2 separate regions of the Homo sapiens genome follow, and region 1 is linked to region 2. Evidence: chromatin contacts called from ENCODE Hi-C or POLR2A ChIA-PET data. All regions are on one chromosome and are shown on one strand. The core of a region is the stretch at or near the end of the contact, and the rest is flanking DNA. Distances in the headings are between cores, read along the strand shown. Region 1 overlaps EEPD1 (endonuclease/exonuclease/phosphatase family domain containing 1). Region 2 has its middle 37 kb from the start of EEPD1.

What was found. Hi-C counts contacts between places; a loop is a spot of excess contacts on that map. ChIA-PET counts read pairs that join two places held with the same protein, here RNA polymerase II (POLR2A). Pooled maps may share reads with other maps.
Region 1: a map with no recorded cell type shows a loop between it and region 2 (7-fold over the local background). The contact joins two enhancer-like sites. A Hi-C loop is called at or near these places in 1 of 168 maps with a recorded cell type or tissue (sigmoid colon), 7 of 37 single-sample maps with no recorded cell type and 3 of 50 pooled maps. POLR2A ChIA-PET finds 5 or more read pairs at or near these places in 6 of 52 experiments (AG04450, CD4-positive, alpha-beta T cell, HepG2 and 3 more).

The regions. Positions count from the first base shown.
Region 1 is chr7:36,258,834-36,262,893 of GRCh38, reverse strand. All of the region lies in intron 3 of EEPD1 (endonuclease/exonuclease/phosphatase family domain containing 1), which reads right to left. Among named protein-coding and RNA genes, the nearest start is that of MATCAP2, 110 kb to the left of the region's middle. RefSeq lists an enhancer at 3,466-4,060. Within about 2 kb of position 1,378, at least 3 of the 41 ENCODE cell types and tissues checked have a DNase peak (open chromatin) inside an H3K27ac peak, as active enhancers do.
Region 2 is chr7:36,113,609-36,117,973 of GRCh38, reverse strand. No RefSeq gene overlaps it. Among named protein-coding and RNA genes, the nearest start is that of EEPD1, 37 kb to the left of the region's middle. Within about 2 kb of position 2,358, at least 16 of the 41 ENCODE cell types and tissues checked have a DNase peak (open chromatin) inside an H3K27ac peak, as active enhancers do.

The sequences.
Region 1 (4,060 bases), core at 129-2,628, 150 kb before region 2:
CTCTAAAATAATATTTGTTTACAGCTGCCCCCAGGGAATGGCAGTCTCCCAACAGATAAACACCTGAAGCTGGTGATCAGCAGCTTCCCCATAAGATCTCAGGAGTTGGGTGAGTGGGCTCAAGCATGTGTACTTAGAGGCACAATGGCAGAGTTTAACTGGTATATGACCTTCCTCCAGGAACACTCGACTGGTACAGGCGAAATGCCTCAAGTGAGCATGTGTACAACTTCACTAAACACACTGTACATGCTCCCCTCCCAAATGCTGGCAGACCACTGGGCATGAGGACAGTCCACTCCAAGAGAAGAATCAGGGGAGACGAGACACAACCCCCTGAATGCATGCCAACATATGAAATCCCAAGACAAAGGTCAAACCATGCACTTGAATCTCTCAAGTCACTCACTTGGCCCTCTTCCAAATGTACTTTACTTCCTTTTGTTCCTGCTCTAAAAGTTTTTAATAAACTTTCACTCTTGCTCTAAAACTTGCCTTGGTCTCTCATTCTGTCTGATGACCCTCAGACAATTTTTTTTTCCTCTGAGAAGCAAAAACTGAGGTTGCTGTAGATCCTATGGATTCACCATTACTAACACTACATTGCCCTGGCTGGTCTCGAACTCCTGGGGTCAAGCAATCCTCCGCACTTCACCCTCCCAAGATGCTGGAGTTATGGATGTGAGCCACTATGCCAGGCTAATTCTGCATGTAAAAATGCGTCTGCATTTCATGGACAAGAGTTAGGTAGGGCAGGCCTTAGGGCACGGGAAAGAATAGAGCAGCAGCAGAGTTTGTGGGTGGGGGGAAACCAAGTCCAGGATCTAGAAGGGAGCTTTGGATAATGCTTCTAAGGAATGTCAGTGAACGCTTTTGAATTTCTACAAAGATGGAGCAAAATTTCTGAAACAAGGTTGGATGCATTTCCAAAAATTTGAAATCTTGTTCAGGCCTAAACTCATCATTTCAATGCCTCCTGAAGGTTAATAAAAAATATTTTATCAGCTGTAGGAATTACTCATTCCAAATGCATTGTTAGCAATGTGACAGAACTCTCCACTGAATTATTTTCTGGCAAAGCAAGCTTTAATGGCCTGTTCAATCAGGATAATTTTATCTGCTGAGAATATCGAGCATAAATGTGTTTAGCAATGTAGCAAAAACAGTTTCACCTGCCTGCCCTTCTATTGCACTTAAAATTACTGACTAGCCCAAACTTTGCTGAATACAAAGTCATGTTCTCCAGAAATGAATGAATGAATCATTAATGAAAAGTCTCAGAATCCTCTAAAAAAGTGAATTGAAAGTTCTCTCAGCACCAAGTCATTGTTAGCATTTTCTGATAAGTGGTATTTGAGGGTGGACTGAAAAAGACAGGAAATTGCATGTAACTCCTGTCGTCATGGCTGTTGTGAGAGTTTGTATGAGGTGGTGGCTAGGTGCAACAATTTTGAAGGAACAGCAGTGAGTTGGGCACATTTTCTTTCTGCTAAAAAGTAAAACAGAGTTAAGAGACTAACAAGGCAGGAGGGAAAAGTGCTTAGGATATACCCAAGGGCAAGCAGAGGCCCTTCCAGTACTGGAAAAATCCCAGAGCAGGCCCTCTTCCAACCCAATAAATGGACTGGAACAGCAACTTTCAAACATTCTGGACCATGACTCATAGCAACAAATAAATCTTTATATGGGAACCTGGTATATTCTATTTTTCTGCCTGCCAACAGTCATCCATCCACCCACCCATTTGTCCATCCACCCACCCATTCGTCCATGCACACATCCACACATACATCTATACATACACAGTCATTCCTTGGTATTCATGGAGGACTGGTTCCAGGACCTCCCTCAAATACCAAAATCCACAGATGCTCAAGTCCCTGATATAAAATGGTACAGTATTTGTTTATAATCTATGCACATCTTCCTATATATGATTACTTATAATACCTAATACAATGTCAATGCTATGTAAACAGATGTTATACTGTATTGCTTGGGCAATAATGACAAGAAAAAAGTCTGTACAAGTTCAGTAGAGATGCAACATTTTCGTTTTTGAATATTTTCAATTCATGGTTGGTTGAATCTACAGATGTGGAGGGCTGACTACACTGAAACAAAGACTGGGGGAAATTTACTAAAATGATTTCATGATCTATTATTTGAGAGTCAAACTCAGGTCTTTCTCACTACAAGGTCCTTGATCTTTCTAGACTATCACGAGGCTTTCTTTTTTGCATTTTATCTTTGCCAAAAGCATCTGAAATGTTTTTGTTGGACTTTATGCAAATAATGCCTTAGAAATCCCCTCAAACAAAGGAAACTGTCACCAAAGCCAGTGCAGCTCTGGGACACTAAAGAAGTATGAGTTGCTCTTCAGAAGCCCATAAGTGAAATACCACACTCAGTAAATATGGTGGCCTTCAGCCCCCAGCAATATACCCAGCTTTCAAAAATCACTCATTGCCAGAAAGATTAACTGCTGAATTTTCATCAGAAACAAAAGAGATCAGAGACAGTGAAGTGGTATATTCAAAGCGCTGAAAGAGAAAAACTGTCAACCAATCTTACATCCAGGAAAACTATCTTTCAAAAATGAAGATGAAATACATTCCCATACAAAAACTGAGAGAATTTGTTGCTAACAGACCTGCCTGATAAGAAACCCAAAAGACAGATTTTTAGGCTAAAAGCAAATGACCCCAGACCAAGTGGAATCCCTATGACAAAATGAACAGCATCAGTAATTATAAAAGACACATATGTGCATATTTCTTCTCCTTCATTTTCTTAACTGATTTTAAAAGCAGCTGTATAAAACAATATGTATATGACTGTATTGCTGGGCCTATAATACATAGAAATCTAATATAGGTAAAAATAATGGCACAAAGGAGCTACATGGGATTAGAGATGTATTGGAGTGAGGAAGTATACCAAATAGTAAATGAAATTCACAGGAACAAATGAAAACTAGAAATGGTACACAAAATGGTTAATATAGCTAACTCTGTAAATACACACTAATCTACTGTCTTATCTACTTTAGAAGACATAAAAATATATAAGATAATAGGCCCGGCATGGTGGCTCATGCCTGTAATCCCAGCACTCTTGGAGGCTAAGGCAGGAGGATCACTTGATTCTAGGAGTTTGAGACCAGCCTGGGCAACATAGAGAAACCCTGTCTCTACTAAAAGTACAAAAAATTATAATAGCCGGGCATGGTGGTGTGTGCCTGTAATTCCAGCTACTTGGGAGGCTGAGGTGGGAGAATCACCTGAGCCCAGGAGATTGAGGCTGCAGTGAGCTGAGATTGGGCCACTGCACTCCAGCCTGGGCAACCAGAGTGAGACCCTGTCTCAAAGAAAAAAAATTATATATATGAATAATTATTATAACAATGTATAGTTCAAGGTGTAACATGTATAGATGCATAGACAATAGCACAAAAGGGGGAAAGACGGAATACAGCTATACAGTAGTAACGTTTCTATATCTTACTAAAATTAAGTGAGCACAAGTCTGAAATAGAGTATAAATTTGAACTAAGTACAAATCTGGTAAGTTAAGATATATATGGGGAGGCTGGCAAGATGGCCATATAGGAACAGCTCCAGTCTGCAGCTCCCAGCAAGATCAATGGAGAAAGTGAGTGATTTCTGCATTTCCAACTGAGGTACCTGGCTCATCTCATTGAGACTGGTTAGACAGTGGGTGCAGCCCACGGAGGGCGAGCTGAACCAGGATGGGGTATCACCTCACCTGGGAAGCACAAGGGGTCCGGGAACTCCCTCCCGTAGCCAAGGGAAGCCATGAGGGACTGTGATGTAAGGAACGCTGCACTTCAGCCCAGATACTATGCTTTTCCCACAGTCTTCACAACCCACAGACCAGGAGATTCCCTTAGGTGCCTACATCACCGGGCCCTGGGTTTCAAGCACAAAACTGGGTGGCCGTTTGGGCAGACACTGAGCTAGCTGCAGTTTTTTTTTTTTTTTTTTTCATACCCCAGTGGCACCTGGAATGCCAGCAAAACCGAACTGTTCACCGTTCA
Region 2 (4,365 bases), core at 1,109-3,608:
ATATTTTTAGAAATGATTGTTTCCTATTCCCATTTAGTTTTTCTCTTCTAATTTTTGCCAGAGGAGAGGTTCTCCCATTTTTAAATGGAGCATCGCTGTGAATCATGCTGCATTAAATATGAAAGTTTATGCTCATAGCAACTAATGGTGCTGGAAAATAGAAAGACAGTTTTCTATTAAAACTGCATGAGACTAACAGTGCCCATGAAGAAAGCTTTTTAAAGAAAACCAGTCCTGGTATTTGTTAGGGCCAAAATACACACAAGAGATTCCCTTGGAGTCAAGACCAGCTGAAATAGAAGCAGAGTCATAGAGCTCAGGAAGGGGAGACCTGGCAAGTCACTTAGACCTTCTGAACCACTGTTTCCTCCTCTGTAACCAGGGAGGATCAAACCAGCAGGCCTCAAATGGCCCATTCCAGCTCCATCATTTGGAGATCTAAAAATAACGTGACCACTGGAGAATACCTGCCTAATTCTCTCTCCTAATTTCCCTTCAACAGTCTTCTGCTCTGGGCTCCCTGGCTCAGTCCCCTCTGAATCTGTCATTAGAATACCCCAGCGCTCTACCAACCTCTCCCGTCTGCTCTTCCACCAATAGAGGAGAAGCCTGTGAAATGCTGAGCGATTCCGGCCACTCCCAACAGGACAGTGACACTGAAGCCTCAGCCCCCAACATCATCCATGAAAAGTGGACAACCTTCTTTCTAGGCTCTGTTTCCATTCCTAAGACTGAAACTCTTAGGAAACACTTCGTTTCAAAATTTTAATCATCAGCATTATAAAAAATCTGATCTACAGACCAATCAGTACTTCCTGTTGACAGGAAATAAAGCAGGCACCCAGTGGGTAAAGTAGTTTCCCGAAGTCACACAACTGTTAGTGACAGAGCCAGGACTAAGCCCCAGGCTTTCTTGCCAACATAGTAGTGTTTTTATTAACTAGGGAAGGAAAAGAAACTAACATTTCTGAGGAACTGGTCTGTGCCCTGAATCTCAAATGACCTGGGAAGATTGCTATCACTGACCCCATTTCACAGATGAGGACACTCAGGCTGAGAATCATGTCTTGGTTATTCTTGGTGTCAGGAGAAGTAAAATGTTCCTGCTTCCAAAGCCTTGCTTTCCCTGTCCTGTCCTGTCACTTCCCTTGCCAACGGTTGGGGTTTTTATGGAACAGCACTTGCATTTTAGCCTTTGGTTTTTAAAGCACCAACTCACTCCTCTGACTCATACTTCCTAGGTGCACCTTCTGTGGAATGCAAAGATCAATATGTCCTGTGACTGCTGAGGAGGGGCTCGCAGTCCAGTGGGGCAGGAGACCCAGGGAGCAACTGTGACCCGACTGTGACAGAGAAGCTGGTGTGAGGCAGACAGGGAGCAAGAGGATGTGCAGAGCTAACTCTGTGAGGGGATCAGGGAGGGCTTCTTGGAGGTGGTGGCAGGAGCTGAGGCACACAGGATGAGGAATCACTTATCCGGAGCAGCAGGAGAAGAGCTGGCTTTATCTGGGTGGAAAAATAAAAACTTTGGTTTAAATACAGATGTAATTTTGAGGCCCAAAACAACTAGAATAACAGAAAGACAACCAGTTCTCAGGATAATGGGCAAAAAAAGGGCTTCAGCTTCCCACATTCAACATCATTTTTATTAGAGTTATTTTAACTTATCTTTACCGCTAATGGCCCGCAGCCACCCACTTTCGAGGCAGCTTCCCGGCAACACCAGCTCTCTGATCTAATTTTACCCACAAGAAATTTGAGTTTGGAAGAACATGTGCAGAAGCTTCATTTGGTAGAAGGAGGCTAGAGGGAACCGGCACCCTGGGCCCCTGGAGAGCACACACAGCAGAGGGGCAGATGTCGGGGAGGATTTGACAGTTGCAAAACTGCCTATGGAAGGCCAAGCATCTGAGGGACAGCCTCTAGACTACCACCCATGCTGTGGTTCCCCAGCTCTGGGGAGGATGACATGAGTCTTTGGAATGTGTATTTTATTTTTGTCCTGCCTGGGTTTATAGCCCTAAAATGAGGTCTCTGCCTTCAGAGCAGAAAGGACCAGATAGTCTGATTGACCAGGGGAGGAGCCCTAGCTACTTTCCCCTGGGATGCCACTCTGTAAGTCATGCAAGGGCACCTCCAAGGAAGCCTCTCTGGGTGTCCCTTGTGATAAGCCCCATGTGTCAATGTGTCTGTGCAGAGGGAAGTGTTCACAGCTATACCAAGGGTGCACAGGGGAAGGCACCGCAAGGTTTCTTTATGACTCAGGCCTACAGAGTGGGTGGGAGAGGAGAGAGTACAGATTCCAATATGAATCAGCCATCCCTCCTAGCCTGGCAGGCCGCCAGCCTTTGCAACTCCCTTCTGATGCCAGACTATCTCCCAGCCTGTGCTCCACTGATGCCTGGAGGACTGCTCCTCAGTCATCCACTGTCAACACAAATTGATCTATAGGTTCAGTGCAATCTCAGTCAAAATCTCAGCAAAATCAGAATCTCCTGCTCTGCAAAAGACAGTAAGCGAATGAGAAGGCAAATCACAGATTGTGAGAAACTATTTGCAAAAAACATGTCTGATAAAGGACAGCTATCCAAACTAAATGGAGAACTCTTAAACTTCAACAATACAAAAACAAGCAACCCAACTGAAAAATAGGCAAAAGATCTGAATAGACACCTCACCAAAGAAAATACACAGGTGGTGATACACTTTGGATGTGTTTCTACCCAAATCTCATGTTGAAATGTAATCCCCAACGTTGGATGTAGGGCCTGGTGGGAGGTGATGGGATCCTGGGGGTGAATTTCTCATGATGGTTTAGCAGCATCCTCTTGGTACTGTCCTCGCCACAGTGAGTGAGTTCTCAGGAGCTCTGGTTGTTTAAAAGTGTGTAGCACCTTCCCCTTTTTCTCTCTTGCTCCTGCTCTAGCCGTGGGATGTGCCTGTGCCCCCTTTGCCTTCCACCATGATTCTAAGTTTCCTGAGGCCTCCCCAGAACAAACTGTTTCTTAACATATAATTCAGCAATCATGTGCCTTGATATTTACCCAAATGAGTTGAAAACTATATGCATACAAAAACATATACATAGATGTTTATTGCAGCTTTATTCGTAATTGCCAAAAATTGGAAGCAACCAAGATGTCCTTCAATAGGTGAATGGATAAACATTTTTATATAGTATCTTGATGCCATTTAGGCTATGATTTCATTTTGAGACCAATCATTCAGAGCTGTTGCTTTTTTAATTTTCCCAAATTTTATTGAGAGAAGCCAAGCAGATGCCAACATCATGCTTCCTGTACAGCCTGTACAACCATGAGCCAATTTAACCTCTTTTCTTTATAAATTACCCAGTCTCAGGTATTTCTTTACAACAATGTGAGACTGGACTAATACAGATGGCAAGTAAGCACATGTAAAGATGCTCGACATCACATGTCATCAGGAAAATGCAAATTAAAAGAACAATGAGGTACCTCTACACACCTATTAGAATGGCCAAAATGCAGAACACTGATGATAGCAAGTTCTGGTAAGGATGAGGAGCAACAGGAACTCTCCTTCATTACTGGTGGGAATGCAAAATGGTACAGCTACTTTGAAAGACAGTTTGACAGTTTTGTACAAAACTAAACGTACTCTTTCTTACCGTATGATTCAGCAATCGTGCGCCTTGATGTTTTCCCAAATGAGTTAAAAACTTATATCCATACAAAAATATACCATAGATGTTTATTGCAGCTTTATCCCTAATTGCCAAAACTTGGAAGCAAACAAGATGTCTTTCAATGGGTGAATGGATAAATGTTTCTCTATAGTATCATGGTGCCAGTTAAGTTTTGGTATCATTTTGAGACCAGTCATTCAGAGTTGTGTGTTTTTTGTTTGTTTGTTTGTTTGTTTTGTTTTAGATGGAGTCTTGCTCTGTCACCAGGCTGCAGTGCAGTGGCATGATCTCAGCTCACTGCAGCCTCCACCTCCCAGGTTCAAGTGATTCTCCTGCCTCAGCCTCCCAAGTAGCTGGGACTACAGGTGCGTGCCACCATGCCCGATTAATTTTTTGTATTTTAGTAGACATGGGGTTTCACTATGTTGGCCAGGATGGTCTCGATCTCCTGACCTCGTGATCCACCTGCCTCAGGCTCCCAAAGTGCTGGGATTACAGGCGTGAGCCAGAGTTGATTTTTTAAATTAATTTTTCCAAATTATATTAAGACTATAAACTTTTGGATCGAAAAAGTTCAATGAACCCCTAACAGAATAAACATAAAGTTCAAAAGCACACAAAACCAATCACTATATTATTTAGGAATAGATACATATATAGTAAAAACAACAAATAGCCAAGGCAAGATTAACAAATTT